Regions from separate parts of the Homo sapiens genome. Here region 2 is linked to region 1. A link is a contact called in ENCODE Hi-C or POLR2A ChIA-PET data. All regions are on one chromosome and are shown on one strand. Each heading gives the region's core, a stretch centred on a gene start or an enhancer-like site at or near the end of the contact. The rest is flanking DNA. Distances are from core to core; before and after follow the strand shown.

The links. A loop is a pair of places that touch in the nucleus more often than their neighbours do. ChIA-PET counts read pairs that join two places held with the same protein, here RNA polymerase II (POLR2A). Pooled maps may share reads with other maps.
Region 2: a loop to region 1 is called in a map of posterior cingulate gyrus, with 2.8 times the contacts of the local background. The contact joins the enhancer-like site here to the promoter of KU-MEL-3 in region 1. A Hi-C loop is called at or near these places in 5 of 168 maps with a recorded cell type or tissue (PC-9, dorsolateral prefrontal cortex, endothelial cell of umbilical vein and 2 more), 1 of 37 single-sample maps with no recorded cell type and 4 of 50 pooled maps. POLR2A ChIA-PET finds 5 or more read pairs at or near these places in 2 of 52 experiments (AG04450 and MCF 10A).

Annotation. Positions count from the first base shown.
Region 1 is chr6:4,606,476-4,613,563 of GRCh38, forward strand. It overlaps KU-MEL-3 (a long non-coding RNA gene), which reads left to right and starts at 4,090. Exons shown (of 2, transcript NR_122107.1): 1 at 4,090-4,337; 2 at 4,503-5,444.
Region 2 is chr6:4,641,916-4,649,474 of GRCh38, forward strand. It overlaps the pseudogene LOC124901549. Among named protein-coding and RNA genes, the nearest start is that of KU-MEL-3, 35 kb to the left of the region's middle. RefSeq lists an enhancer at 5,740-6,034 and a silencer at 5,740-6,034. Within about 2 kb of position 5,861, at least 11 of the 41 ENCODE cell types and tissues checked have a DNase peak (open chromatin) inside an H3K27ac peak, as active enhancers do; they include dorsolateral prefrontal cortex, where a contact is called at or near this core.

The DNA.
Region 1 (7,088 bases), core at 2,840-5,339:
CACTCCGAGACACTTGCTTCTCACCCCAATATCCTTACGTAAACTTTAACTTTGCTTATACATTTGCCTGATTTCCGTTTTTAAGCCACTCAGTGCCTCTTTGGAGCCAACTCACACAGGCTCTAAAGAGAAGAGTATCAAACACCCAGAAATTTTGCAAGCCAGTTGTTAAGCTATTGGCAATTTGAAATTGGCCACAGTGGGAGTATTTTTTACACCACAGATATTGGCAAATGTTACAAATCAGGGTTGCTGAAGGATTTTGGTCCATAGAGCTGACTTTCCACTGCACCAAGTCATTCTCCATTGACTTTGCTTTCCTCCAGCATGGTCTGACACGTTCCTGCCGGGATTGTGGGCAGCTGCCCCTTGCTGTCTTTCTAACATTAGCCCATGCATCTGTAATCTTTCTGTGGGAACCACTGTTCTTCTGCCCTGCCCTTTTGTAAACTCTCCCCACTTGGAACGCAAAGTGAAAATGAAGCCCTCGCTGCCAGAAACAGGGACACAGAGAAACACCTTGGAAACACTGCTCCTCCCAGTCGGCAGCACCAAAGGCTTCACAGCTCCATGTAATTTCACGCTCAACATCAAGTGATTCACAATAGCACCTTGTAACCAGAAAAGGCACAAAGCGCCATCCTCATTGCTCTGCTGTCTGCAGGAAGCAGGAGGCTCTATCTTCCAGCATTGGTGGCCGCGGCCCTTGTGCCAGGCTGCCTGCACTTGGAGCTCATCCATCCCTGGTAGGAGCACCCGGACTCCACTCCAGATGGTGGGAAGCCTGGCCAGTGGAGCGAGTTACCAGCTTCCGCCGAGTGGTGAGAACGAATGACTCTAATGTGTGTTTCCTTGGCGGCTTGACTTGCTGCTCCTTCATTCTTGACATTCGGCCAAGATCCCTCCTGATTTTCTAATGATCCCCCTGTAACAGCCTTGGAAATCTCCCACTCACCAGAACTCATGCAAACGTATGCCAGATGAACAGAAAAAGAATATGATCTAATTGTTTTTTCAGGCAAAATGTGCAGTAACCAAGAGCAGGTTAGACCTGTTGAAAATTCTTATAGGCTGGTCATTTGTGAGTCATACTTACATGACCCTGAATTGCCTTGCTTGGGGTTAATTGCATGGTTTGGCCAGCTGCCTCTATAATTGGCTCGATTTGGTTACAGAAGCCACTAAAACAATGATCTGAGGTCACTGGCTGTTTCAGACCAAGGGGCAGCAAAATTGAAAGCAAAGCGACCAGCCAAATTAACCAATAAAAAGACCAATTTGACGCTACACGGGAAATATAACCTTATATAAATCTGGGGAGAGCAATTAGTTTGAAACATTTGCAATTGTTGATATTTGACTGTTTTAATCTTTTAAAAACGGCAATTTTAAACAGCTCAGCCAAATAGTCCCCTTGGTTCTCAAGCAATCACTACTCTAACATTTCAGAATTGTCTGGGCTGGGGCTGGGGAGAAGTCAGCAGGAGAAAGAAACACATCTCTCACCATGCTTCCTGTGGTTCTGACACCTTCTTCTCAAGTACAGTTTAGTGGAAAGAGCCCTGGTTTAAGACTCAGGAGACCTAATTTTAGCCCCAATTGACTTCCTATAGGGCCTTCGACAAGCCATTTCTCCTTTAAGTCTCGTTCTGTTCAACTGAAACAATATCATAAACATTCTCGTGATGCCGAAATGAACTGACGGATGGGAACATGCTTTTTTAAAGTGAAAATTATTACACAGATAATTCATAAAGGCTACACACATTATAGTTATCAACTCCTATTGATATGTGAGTGTGTATACTCCCGCAGGAGAGAATAAACTTTGAATGCAACCATAACTTATTACCCCTTTGTTCCAGTGTCACTTCTGATAGCAAACAATGCCAAAACAGTAACAAATTGCCATTGTATTTTCCATTAGTCATCAGAGTATAAAAGATTTGATAAATAGCGAGAAAACACATTGGCTCTTTCGGGTGGGAAATCCGTGTTATTGACAGTAGCAAATTACATGTCTTTGAAAAAGATGGTGTCACGGTTCTTAGAGATTATTTGCATTGCTACTGAGACATAAGAAAACCTCAAGGAGCTTTTAAAGGCCGTGTCTGTGAGATGAATGGTCTGGTGTCCTCACCCAGCCCCCCTTGTTCCAGCATTCGTGTGACACTGCCGGGCAGCTGCCTTGGCATGAGCCTTCTCTGTCCAAGAACAGACTGCCAGGCCTGAACACGGAGAGGAGGAACAGCCTCTGGGGTATTCCCTGACTTTGGGGAGGCACGATGACCAGGCTGGGGCCTGTGCTTTGGGGGAAAGCACACAAGGAGATCGAGGGTGTTTTTTCTGTGTCCTCTGCTCCTGTCCTTGCCATTGCCTCTGCGCAGCTGCCTCCTGTTCTTTCACTCCGGTGACAGCCCGGGCAGATGCCTCCCTCCAGAGCCGCTGCCAGCCCTACTCCATGGACAGCTGTCGCCACGGCCCCAGGAGAGCAGCGTGACCACCGGCACCAGCCATGAGGAGGGCACATCTGCAGAGAATCCCCTACCCCTGGCTGCGGGCCTGAGGGCTCAGCGCCCTACTGTACAGGACGTTCCCAGCTGGCGCCACTTAACACGAGCCTCTTCTTCACTTGGTTTTTCACCTCTGAGATGTTCCGCTCTGCTGCAAGCAATAGGGTGTTTCACAGATCCATACTTGTCTTTACAATTTCCAGGCTTAGGAAATATTTTTAAATTTTATTGATGACCTTTCCAAAGTTTAAATGAGTTAGCCCTTGGATGTTAAGAGGAAATAGTATTTTAAAGACAAAGTAAAAGAATGCCAAATCTATGAGGACATTATGCTAAGTGAAATAAGCCAGTCACAAAATGACAAGTATTGCTGATTCCACCTATATAAGGTCCTAGATTAGTCAAACTCGTAGAGACTGAGAGTAGAAAGGGGATGCCAGGGACTGCAGAGTGGGGCTAGGGAAGTGGGGAGTTAGGATTTAACGTGTACAGAGTTCCAGTTCGGGAGGATGGAAAGACTTCCGGAGGTTAGGCACAGGGGCTCATGCCTATAATCTCCACACTTTCAGAGACCAAGGAAGGAGAACTGCTTGAGGCCAGGAGTTTGAAACCAGACTGGGCAACATAGTGAGATCCCATCTCTACAAAAAATTTAAAAAATTAAACAGTGTGGGGACGTGAGCCTGTAGCCCCAGCTACTCAGGAGGCTGAGGTGAGAGGATTGTTTGAACCCAGGAGGTTGAGGCCACAGTGAGCTGTAATCACACCACTCCACTCCAGTCTGGGTAACAGAGCGACACCCTATCTCAAATAAATAAATAAATCTTTTTAAAAATAAAAGAATTGGATATGATGTTAAATTTTATGTTATGTGTATATTGCCACAATTTAAAATTTTTTAAAGAATACCAAATCAAGAAGTGCTAAAGTTCATGGAATTACCTATATCAGAGGTGGTGGGAGTCAGGAGTATGGAAAAGAACCCTTCAAATGAAAAGGTTCATGATTATCGAAAACAGCTTGTCCTGTTTTTACCAACTGGAAACTTTCTCTAGGAAAGCAGCTATTCCTAATGGCATTTCTAAAATTATGCAAACACAAAACCAAAAAGAAGGCAGGCACCCAGTAAAGTTATCTAAGACTTTGGTGGGAAAATAAATAAATAAACCTGCCGCCTCACGGTTGTTTCTCCTCACCTACAAGGCTTTGATTTCTGAGATGGGGCCTGAAGCAGGAATTCCTCACACAATGGATGCTCAATTTGTCACAGGATGTGCCTCTCCACTCTCATACCAGATAAAAGGTTAGCCTGGTTTTTCATCTAGCTGTGTCTCCCTCAGAATCAAAACTATCGTCCTCCTCAGTGCTGGATCGAGTCCTTTCATCTTTAATTTGACCAAAATGGAAACCAGGATCATGAGAATTCCTCGGGGCTGGTGTTGAAAGGAATTTCCCCTGCTCTTGCCAGAGTCTCGAGGGGTGGCCTCCTTCCACGGGTGAGTAACCACAAGTCCATGTGACCGAACAAACAGCATATTCTTTTGTTCAAAAGAGAAAAACAACATTGAAGGAAATCAGCTGAAGAAAATTGAGATGAAAGCCAGTCCACGCCTCAGCATCCTGAGGAAATGTTCTTCCTTGATGCTCTGAGCTCTCTAAGAAGTTACCACAAAACCAAACCCATCAGAAGTTTGCAGGACGTCCTTGTTTAGAGCTGGGAAATAAACCACGAAACAGCGCAAAGGAGAGTCCAGGCCTGCCAATGCTTCCGCGAACTCCTCGCCCCGACCTCATCCTTCTCCAGCTCCTACCTGCAGGCCTCAGGTGAGCTCCGGAGTCTAGTCATTCCTGTTGGGAGGCAAGTGTGTGACTGGTGTGCAAGTCAGGTCAGGAGGCTGCCTTGGTGTCCAGCAAGTCTTGTTTGCGGAGGCAGGGACTGCTGGGTTGGGGCACTTCCCGACCCTGTTTCTGCTCTTCTCCCCTCTGCAGGCCTCCTGACCTCCAGGCTCCTTACCCTCCCGCTGGCCTCTGCTCTACACTCATCTTTGTGCCCTGCTTCCAATCATGCCAGGCCTCGGGGTCCCTGTCTCTAACTTCACCATGAGACTCAGGTGCTTCTCTACACTCCACCCTCTCCAACACTGTTTGGAATCTCAGGCTTGGTCCCAATCCTATGGGCTAACTTTGAAAAGACCGCTGTTCATAAGGAGAGAGAAAGGAGGAAGAGATGAGAAAGGAAGACAGAGAAAGAAACTCTATGATCACGGTTTTTCCAAAATTCATGGTTAAATTAGAACTTACTATGTGCAAATATAGAAGCACGGGTCCACAGAGTTCCAGAGAATGAATGCTGACGACTAAGCACCAGCCTCCACTCCCTGCCCCATAGTGAGTATCCCTCCTCTGTGTGCTCATGCTGTGAATCCCCCCCATTCTACCACTTCTCCCCTCATCACTGGCTTGCTGTAGGATCAGAAGTTCCTTAAGAACAAGAACCTTCTCCCAGTGTATCCCCAGCACCTAATACAGAAGGTAATAAGGAGGAGGCATCTGCTAAACGCTTGTTGAAGGAGTGAAATTGAGAGACCAGGAAGGGCCTGCAGGCATTGTGGTGAGCCTGCCTGTTGTCCACGTGGCTGCAGCAAGCAAACATGGGTTTTCCTTGGAAGGACTGTGGGCCATCAACCCATTAATTGCCGAGTTGCTTCTATCAGGGCAAGGCTGTGGAATCCTGTTATCCTAGACAATGAGGTACAGGGTGCAAGCAGATCTGTGTGCTGCTGTCTTCCGGTAAACGGACCAAGTTCTCACTTCCCATCCTCCTCCCCAGTCTCACCCACCCGTGCTCCCAAGAGAGCAATTCATCATGTCAGTGTCTGGTGTTTTCTTGAAGGCCTGTGCTAAATAAAGTGGATTGTTTATAAAGTGGGATTATTCTCCAAGCACAGAAGCAGATTCCTGGGCAAGTTGTTGCGCTGAGTGTAATTAATGAAATGCTTTTTGGACCAAATTGTCCAATGGAATGAGATCACCCACTGCCAGACTGGGTCATTCAGACCCAAAATAGATGGTCTGTATTCAATCCTAGATTTAAAACACACACACACACACACACACACACACACACACGTTGCTTAACGTCCTTCGCATCAGGAAACTACCAGAATACAGCAGACTGCGATTGTTAGAAGTGTAGAGTCAAGGTACCATTTCTAATTTTCTCTTTTTTTCTATAGTCAACACTTATTCAGTGAGCCGAGATCATGCCACTGCACTCAAGCCTGGGGGACAGAGCGAGACTCCGTCTCAAAAAAAAAAAAAAAAAAAAAAAACAAAAAAACAAGAAAATTTTCTATGCATCCAGGTTAACATCTTTGAAGCAGCATTTTCTGTCATCCACTGGAGCACTCATTTAGACAGGACTGCATAACTGCAAAGCACCCTGGGGCCTGGAGCAATGGTGAGCATGAGGCATTGTAACTTAGATGTTGCTTCAGTGAGAAAATGCTTCTCCTTCCTTCCAGAAGGAACCAACAGAAAATGAGAGGAGAAAGAAAAGGGCTGAGAAAAGTAGCTTTGACCACTTAGCAACAGTATTTCAGAATCATTACTCTAGAGAAAACAAGGAGAACTCAAAACTTTCATAGATTATGTCCCACGCAAAGAGTTTGCAGTGACCTTCAGAAACATTTTCAGTGACTTGGAGACCTTCCTGCAATGCTGTGCATAAATCTGTCAGCATTGCAATCCATGCAGCCTTATCATCTGAATTCAAATCCTCCCTGGACATTCTGCAGACTCACCACTTAAATTAGACAACCAGCTAGAAAACACTGTTGCAACACGAAATCCATTCCAAAACTCCACAAAGTGTTGCTCATGGGGGAGATCCATCTGTGAGTCAAAAAGAGATGAGCTCAAAGGATTTGGGGGTTGCCTCTGTCTTCCCAGAATGTAGCCGTTGCCTGGCAGACAGCATTACAACAAGGGCTGTGCCTGCACTTGGGCCAAAGAGCTGTCGCTCCTGCTTTGAAATCTTGGCATGACCTGGAGGTTTCCCTCACTTTCTCCCTCCATAACCCAAACCATGGCCAAAACCCACTTTCTCGTTTTTCACATGGCTGCTCCTACAATGTTGCTGCTGGGAACCCAGTGGAGTACCTGCCCATTGTTCTCCCAGCCCTGGCCTGTCTATGTGGCCTCCTCCCACAAAGAGGTGGCTTTTTATCTTCAGTCCAGAGCAAAAGGCTCAGACAGTTACCACGGAAAGAAATGTCACCATAATGAGCAGGCCCTCCTTTTATCACAGGGTGCTGGGTACTCGACCTGACCTCAGCTGGGCTAGAGAGCCCATGAAGCTCAGGCGGGAGCACTAAACCACCACCCACCTGCATGACCCACCTGCAACTCCTCAGCTGTATCCCTCTTCTGCCCAAGCATCCCATCCTGCTCCTTCCCAGCCAGCATCCTTAGTGACCATGAAGCACAGCCTGGCAAGCTCTTGCCCACAAAGAGTGTAGACAGTTGTTTGCTTCCTCCCCAGAAGGGCAAACCGTAATCACCATGGCATGAGAG
Region 2 (7,559 bases), core at 4,611-7,110, 37 kb after region 1:
TAGATTCCACCTCAAGAAACCACTTTTTCTGATCATCCATAGAAGCAACTCCTCAGCTGTTCAGTGTTTATCATGAGATTGCAGCAATTCAGTCACATCTTAGACTCCACTTCTAATTTTTGTTCTCTTGCTATTTCTACCGCATCTGAAGTTACTTCCTCCACTGAAGTCTCAAACCCCTGAAAGTCAGCCATGAGGGTTGAAATCAACTTCTTTCAAACTTCTGTTAATGTTGAGATCTTTACCTCCTCTCATGAATCACGAATGTTCTTAATGGCTTCTAGAATGGTGAATCCTCCACAGAAGGTTTTCAGTTTACTTTGCCCACATCCATCAGTGGAACCAGTGCCACATCCATGGCACCTGTAGCCTTATGAAATGTATTTCTTAAATAATAAGACTTGAAAATGGAAAATACTCCTTGATCTACGGGCTGCAGAATGGATGTTATGTTAGGAGGCATGAAAACATTATTCTCCTTGTACATCATCGGAGCTCTTAGGTGACCAGGTGCTTTGTCAATGAGCAGTAATATTTTGAAAGGAATTTTTTTAGCAGTGGGTCTCAACACCGGGCTTAAAATATCCAGTAAAACATGCTGTAAACAGATGAGGGGTTATCTGGGCTTTGTTGCTCTATTTATAGAGCACAGGCAGAGTAGATTTAGCATACTTCTTAAGGGCCTTAGGGTTTTCAGAATAGTAAATAAACATTTTCTTCAACTTAAGGTCACCAGCTGCATTATCCCCTAACAGGAGAGTCAGCCTGTCCTTGAAGCTTTGAAGCCAGGCATTGATTTCTCCTCTGTAGCTATAAAAGTCTTAGTTGGTGTCTTCTTCCAATACATGGCTGTTTCTTCTACATTGAAAATCTTCTATTTAATGTAGCCACCTTCATCAATTTTAGTTAAATCTGCTGGATAACTTGCTGCAGCTTCTCCATTAGCACTTGCTGCTTCACCTTGCCCTTTAAATTACAAATACGGCTTCTTTCCTTAGACCTCATGAACCAACCTCTGTTGCTTCAAACTTTTCTTCTGCAGCTTCCTCACCTCTCTTGGTCCTCAGAGAATTGAAGAGAGTTAGGGCCTTGCCCTGGATTAGGCTTTGGCACAGAGAAATGTGGTGACAGGTTTGATTTTCTATCCAGACCACTAGAACTTTCTCCATATCAGCAATAAGGCTGTTCTGCTTTCTTATCATCTGTGTGTTCACTAGAGTAGCACTTTTAATTTCCTTCAAGAACTTTTTCTTTGCATTCACAAGTTGGCTAACTCTCGGGCACAAGAGCCTAGCTTTCAGCTATCTCAGCTTAATCATTTCTACCTTTTGATTTAAAATAAGAGACATGAAACTCTTCCTTTCACTTGAACACTTAGAGGCCACTGTAGGGTTATTAATTGGCCTAATTTCAACATCATTGTATCTCAGGGAATAGGAAGGCCCAAGAAAAGGGACAGTGGTGGGAGAACAGCAGGCTGGTGGAGGGGTCAGAACACACACAGCATTTGTGAATTACATTCATCATCTTCTATGGGCATAGTTCGTGGCCCCCCAAAACAATTACAATGGTAACATTACAGATCACCAGAACAGATATTATAATGATGGAAAAGTTTGAAATGTTGTGAGAATTGCCAAACTATGACACAGAGACGCAAAGTGAGCAAAGGCTGCTGGAAAAATCATGCTGATAGACTTGCCCCACACAGGGTTGCCACAAAACTTCAATCTGTAAGAAACGTACTATCTGCAAAGTGCAATAAAGCAAAGCACAATGCAACCAGGTTTGGTTGTGAACTCTTTAGCCCCTTCTCAGATGTCCAAGAGAAAAACAATAAATAATAATCCTTTTGTAGTTCATAAGCTGATGGTTGGGTTTTCACGCTCATGTGTGAGATGTGTTCCTTCATATCTGTCAACACACTACCGGGCTGTTGTGACAACAAATGAGTAAACAGGAGGCACAGGCCCATTGTATTGCATGTCTGGAAACAATTCTCTTCTTATAACACAGCTAGGGTTCATGTGTATCATTTCACAATCTCATTCAATAGTAGGTAGTGATTTCCAACAACAGAAAGTGCACATTTCCAAGCCACACAGTCAAGGACCTCCACAACCTGAGTTTCGAAACTTGGGGAGAATTGTGTTAAGTGAACAAAAAGGTTAGACATTTTAGGTGGAAAAAATCATACTGGCAAAGGTGTGGTGGTAAGCAGGAAAGGAAAATTCCACAGATGCATGGCCACCATGGCTGGAGAAGAGGGTTCCTACAGCATACAAAGATGTGGCTTTCCCATAGACTAGGTGCCATCTCTAGGGAATCACTCCCTCCTCTCCCCAACCCATGTGGTCATGCCTGCTTCTCAATTCCTGACAACTTGGGTTTCTACCACCTGTTAGCACTGCTAACTTACACTGCTTTGTATTGCTAATGATTTTTTCCTACGTGGTGTATCATCCCAGTTCAGTGGTAAATTTCCAAAAGACAGTGATACCATCTAGTGTGAAAGTTTACCCGGATCCTGGCTAACACAGTGAAACCCTGTCTCTACTAAAAATACAAAAATTAGCTGAGCGTGGTGGCATGCGCCTGTAATCCCAGCTACTTGGGAGGCTGAGGCAGGAGAATCGCTTGAACCCAGGAGGCGGAGGTTGCAGTGAGCCAAGATCATGCCACTGCACTCCAGCCTGGGCTACAGAGTAAGACTCCATCTCAAAAAAAAAAAAGAAAAAGAAAGTTAACCTGGAGCAGGGACTTGAAAAGTATAAACAACCGATTCCTTCAGAAAACAGAGAGAGGGGCACTCGAATTATTAATAAACAGTTGGATTAAGATCAACCTCTGGAATGAAAATGGCTGATTAACTTAGTTGTAAGTCACTTATGCTGATTAGCAGCAGATGAAACCTGCTATATTGATAGAGGTTTGTCAACATTACACAAAATTTAATTTAAAAACCATTCCATCAGTAGGATAATTTTAATAATCTGATGGTACTGAAGCCTTTGTCACACTAAATGATTTTTTTAAAGTTCTTTTTCTTATGTAGAAGATAGGATCAAGCAAACACCTGCAGCTGGTCACATGTGCATTACTATGTGACTCTACAGTGCCCCACTGAAGCCAATGTCACTTCCTCCAGGCCCCAGTCAGTCATCCTCCCACATTCCACAGTGCCTTTGTCCAGACCTGCTATGCTGTAATCTTGCAATAACCTTTGGAGTTGCCTCTTTTTATTCAATGAAGTCTGCTGTCAAGCAAGGAAAGCTGGTTGTAAATGCAGCATTCAGGGATGCAGGCCAAGTTCATCGCACTGAAGTCCTATCATTGTTAACAAAAACAAAATAATTGCTGCATGTTGACATACCGCAAGCAAGGGAAGTAACTAAACTGACATCAGTGGAATGGGGTGGGAGGGCCATGAGATGAGACAATCTCTACATTGCATTAACAACCTCTGTGTCTGCATTTATTCCAGCACCTTCCTTTGAACTCATTATGGTCCTCTCCAGACAACCCTCTCATTATCTCAAGGTTGAACTACTTCTCCTGGAACAGTGTCTCTTCACAATTATGATGGCTCCAGACATTTGAGAGGGAGCCAGTTTCCCTTTAGAATACATTAGTGTCTTTCAAAAGTAAATAAATGTTTACTTTGTCAAGCAATTAATTAAAAACAGCAAAGTAGGTGAAAGAATGACAGAAAGAAAGAATAAGGAGGTGTTTTAAGGAAAATCCTGTTGGAAACTTTAGGTGGAGAATGACACCCATTCTTTCATTCATTTGGTTTTATGCTGAAAGCAGACAAGGTATTTTACAATAAATGATATATGAATTCTAAAAATATTAAGGGAAGGGAAGCAAAACAGCAAGAGACAAGAGACAAGAAAAGAGACAAGACATGAAAAGGGTGCAAAAATTCTGTCAGAAAACCTAGGTAAAAGGAGCACAAATCTTAGCTCTGTGATCCCAATCAGGGACTACAGGGGGAGCTGACCAAGAGCCACAGGAGGGGTTCCTAGCCCTGGCTGTGCCTCGGACTCAAAGGGAGGGGGCATCTTCAAAGTCTGGTCATCTCACCCTACTCAAACGCACTGAATCAGAATCTCTAGGCCTTAGACCAAGACATCCGTCTAATGAAAGGAAGCACAAAAAACCATCAAGAGAAACAACCTTTAACTCCCAAAGGAATTTATGACATATGGTTTTCTTTTAAAGCCACTAGACAAGGAAATGGACCGCAGTCAATAACAGATAAAGAACACCTTCAGAGATGTTTGTCACAGGGCTGTTTCTCACACCAACCCTCAATAAAGGCTGAGGACATAAAGGGTACCTTAAGCCTTGGAAAGAACTTTCTCCTCTGCAGCCAGCCTTGTGCTCATCTCATCAGAGCAAGCATAAGGACTAGACTAGGGGATGTTGGATGGCACGTGCTTTGGGCTTCTTCGCCTAGGCTTGTGGTGAGACCCAAATGAGTAAGGTCATGCACATAGCAGGTATCCAGTAAACATTAGTTGATTATTGTTATCATCATTACTTTTTTTTTTTTTTTTGAGACAGAGTCTCACTTTGTCACCCAGGCTGGAGTGCAGTGGCACAATCTCGGCTTACTGCAACCTCCACCTCCTGGGTTCAAGCAATTCTCTTGCCTCAGTCTCCCGAGTAGCTGGGACTACAGGCGCACACCACCACACCCAACTAATTTTTGTATCTTTAGTAGAGACGGGGTTTCACTGTGTTGGCCAGGCTGGTCTCTAACTCCTGACCTCGTGATCTGCCCACCTCAGCCTCCCAAAGTGCTGGGATTACAGGCGTCAGCCACCACGTCCGGCCAAAGCAACCTCGAATGGGGCCAGATACCCAACACATGCACGAGTTTTGCTCTGACCTTGGCCTGGAACACTTTGGAACAGCCTTTGTCTCCCACCCACATTTCTGATGACCCATCAGAAAGCTCAGCTAATTCCTCAGAATCTGTCATCAATAATCTCATAAGGTTCCCTTTCTTCGGAACATGGCCTATGACATCCTTTTTAAATGTTCTCAATTCCTGTGAAAGGCGGTTCTTGGCCCTATAATCCCAGCACATTGGGAGGCCTAGACAGGTGGATCACCTGAGGTCAGGAGTTCAAGACCAGCCTGGCCAACATGACAAAACCCCATCTCTACTAAAAATACAAAATACAAAAATTAGCTGGGCATGATGGCGGGTGCCTGTAATCCCAGATACTTGGGAGGCTGAGGTGGGAGAATCACTTGAACCCAGGAGGCAGAGGTTACAGTGAGCCGAGATCACGCCACTGCACTCCAGCCTGGGCAACAGAGTCAGAGTCCATCTCAAAGAAGAAAAACAAACAAACAACAACAACAAAATTGGGGAGGTTCTTCCCGGGAGTCATCTCTTTTCAAGTTTGTTATTCAAGAGAGTGTAAAGGTTGAGAGTTAAAACCATACAGATGTCATAAACTGCTGCCCAGACAGTAAGTGACAGTAAGCTCACACTTGCCACCAGGGCGGTAGCCAGCTTCTGATCACTCGTGAAATAAAAGCCAAAGGGCATCCCACGGGCAGGTTTCATTTGCTGAGGGTGTGAGGAATTGGCTCTATGGCTTTTATATAGACTCACAGGTACCAGTCAGTAGCAGAGGGCGCCTGTAGCCAGGACCAACACTTCAAAGTGTCCTCCTTGGTAGAGGCAGTGCCATTCTGGAGAATGAGGACATCTTTAGGACCTTAGGTGAGGTCTGAAAGCCCTGGACACTGCGGGACGCTAGGCAGCCAGGCACCCTTGGAACCGAAGCCGCCTGGGGAGGCAGGAAGCCGCAGCTCGTGCTGCTGTTGACGCCAAAGCCGCCTGTCCCCACCCCCTCTCGCTCCCGGGAGAACCGGGCAGAGGGAAAACCTGGAGAGATGGAGCTGGAGTTGAGGAAGGGAGCTTTGGCTAGACCCCGGATGGGCAGGAAGGGGAGAGAGAGAGAGACTAAAATTGAGTGCAGCATTGGTTTTAGAAATAACTTTAGGAATAACTGAAAACGCAAAGCTTGAATGTCATCTTGGGGTGTGAGATAGCAGCCACAGTCCCTTTTTAACTCTGCTTATAAATATGTTTAACTAAAATGGCTTTGACTACAGTAATGCCCACAGCCGGTCACAGGTCATAGCTGGAAAGACCAGCAGTGAAATCTCTTCTTTAAAGCCAACACATTTTCTCTGTTCCTAAAATGTTTTGCCTACCAAGCCCAGGGAGCCCCACAGAACACACCTCCTACGTGGAAACCAGATGCAAATTCTATGGTACAAGTGGTTCATCGGTACCTTTGGAAATCCTAGAACTAGAGACCTGTCAGCGGGATGTCAATCCTCAGGGAGATCTCAGAGCATTTCACTAGAAGCCGGTGTGGGGCAAGTCATGTCAAACATTTCTGATAAGGCTGTGATTTCTGTAAGGCTTGTTTTTTACATAAACATTTTTAAATCATATTTTTTCAGATAATAAAAGCAGTATATGCTTTCTATTTTTTAAAAAAGCACTAAAAACAATAAATAAATTAGATCAATGCACCCCTACCATGATCCCAATCCTTAGAGATAACCACTGTCAACTGTTTGATATGTACTTATCCACATTTTTCTCTGCATATATGCTATCTTACAAAAGCAGGATTTATATCTATGTACTCAGATTCTTAGTGACTCACATTACTAGGAAGGTGATCTTCAAAAGTAAATTAATTTTTAAAGTAATTTCAGTTTAACTTTGATGTTCACATATGAACGTGTCACTTTTTTAACTGAGCATTTCACTAGGAGAACTCAATATCATCATTTGATAGTGAGGCAGTATTGCGGTTCTCATACAAAAGATAGCAGGCAGTAATTATCAAATAATCTTAGTTATTTGTATAGTTAACAAAAATGATCTAATATTAAGCAATTATTGAGTCCATACTAACTTCTAGGTACTGTCATAAGCATTTTACTTACGTTAACTCTGAAGAACAACCTTATGAGAAAGGTAGTAATATCCTTTTTCAGGTGGAGAAAAAGAGGCTCAGATAAATTAAATAATGTTCCCAAGGTCACACAGCAAGTAATTGCTGCACAGATATTGAAATGTATTCAAAGCAACATCAATATATGTTCTATCCTGCTACCAACTGTTCAAGTCATCAGGTTATAGTTATGAAAACAAGCAGATAAATAAATCAACATGTTTAAAATTGTTTTGTGATTCAACTATGTATATTATGGAGTTCTTAGTGACAGTGATGAGTTTGTAGTCCATCCCCAGGTACTTACCACCAGTGTGACCCTCAGCAGATCTTTTAGCTGAAACACAGCTACAAACTGAAGATGCTGTCTATAATAACACTGGGCTCACGGAGCTAAAGTGAGGTTTAAAGAAGGCAATGTATATGAAATCTCCTTGAAAACTGTAAAGAACTATCTAATATGATGTTAAGGACATATTTATGTGGCAATTCCTCATTCAATTACAACAGGCTTTATAACTTCACATTTATAATAATTCCATCAGAATACAACAAATG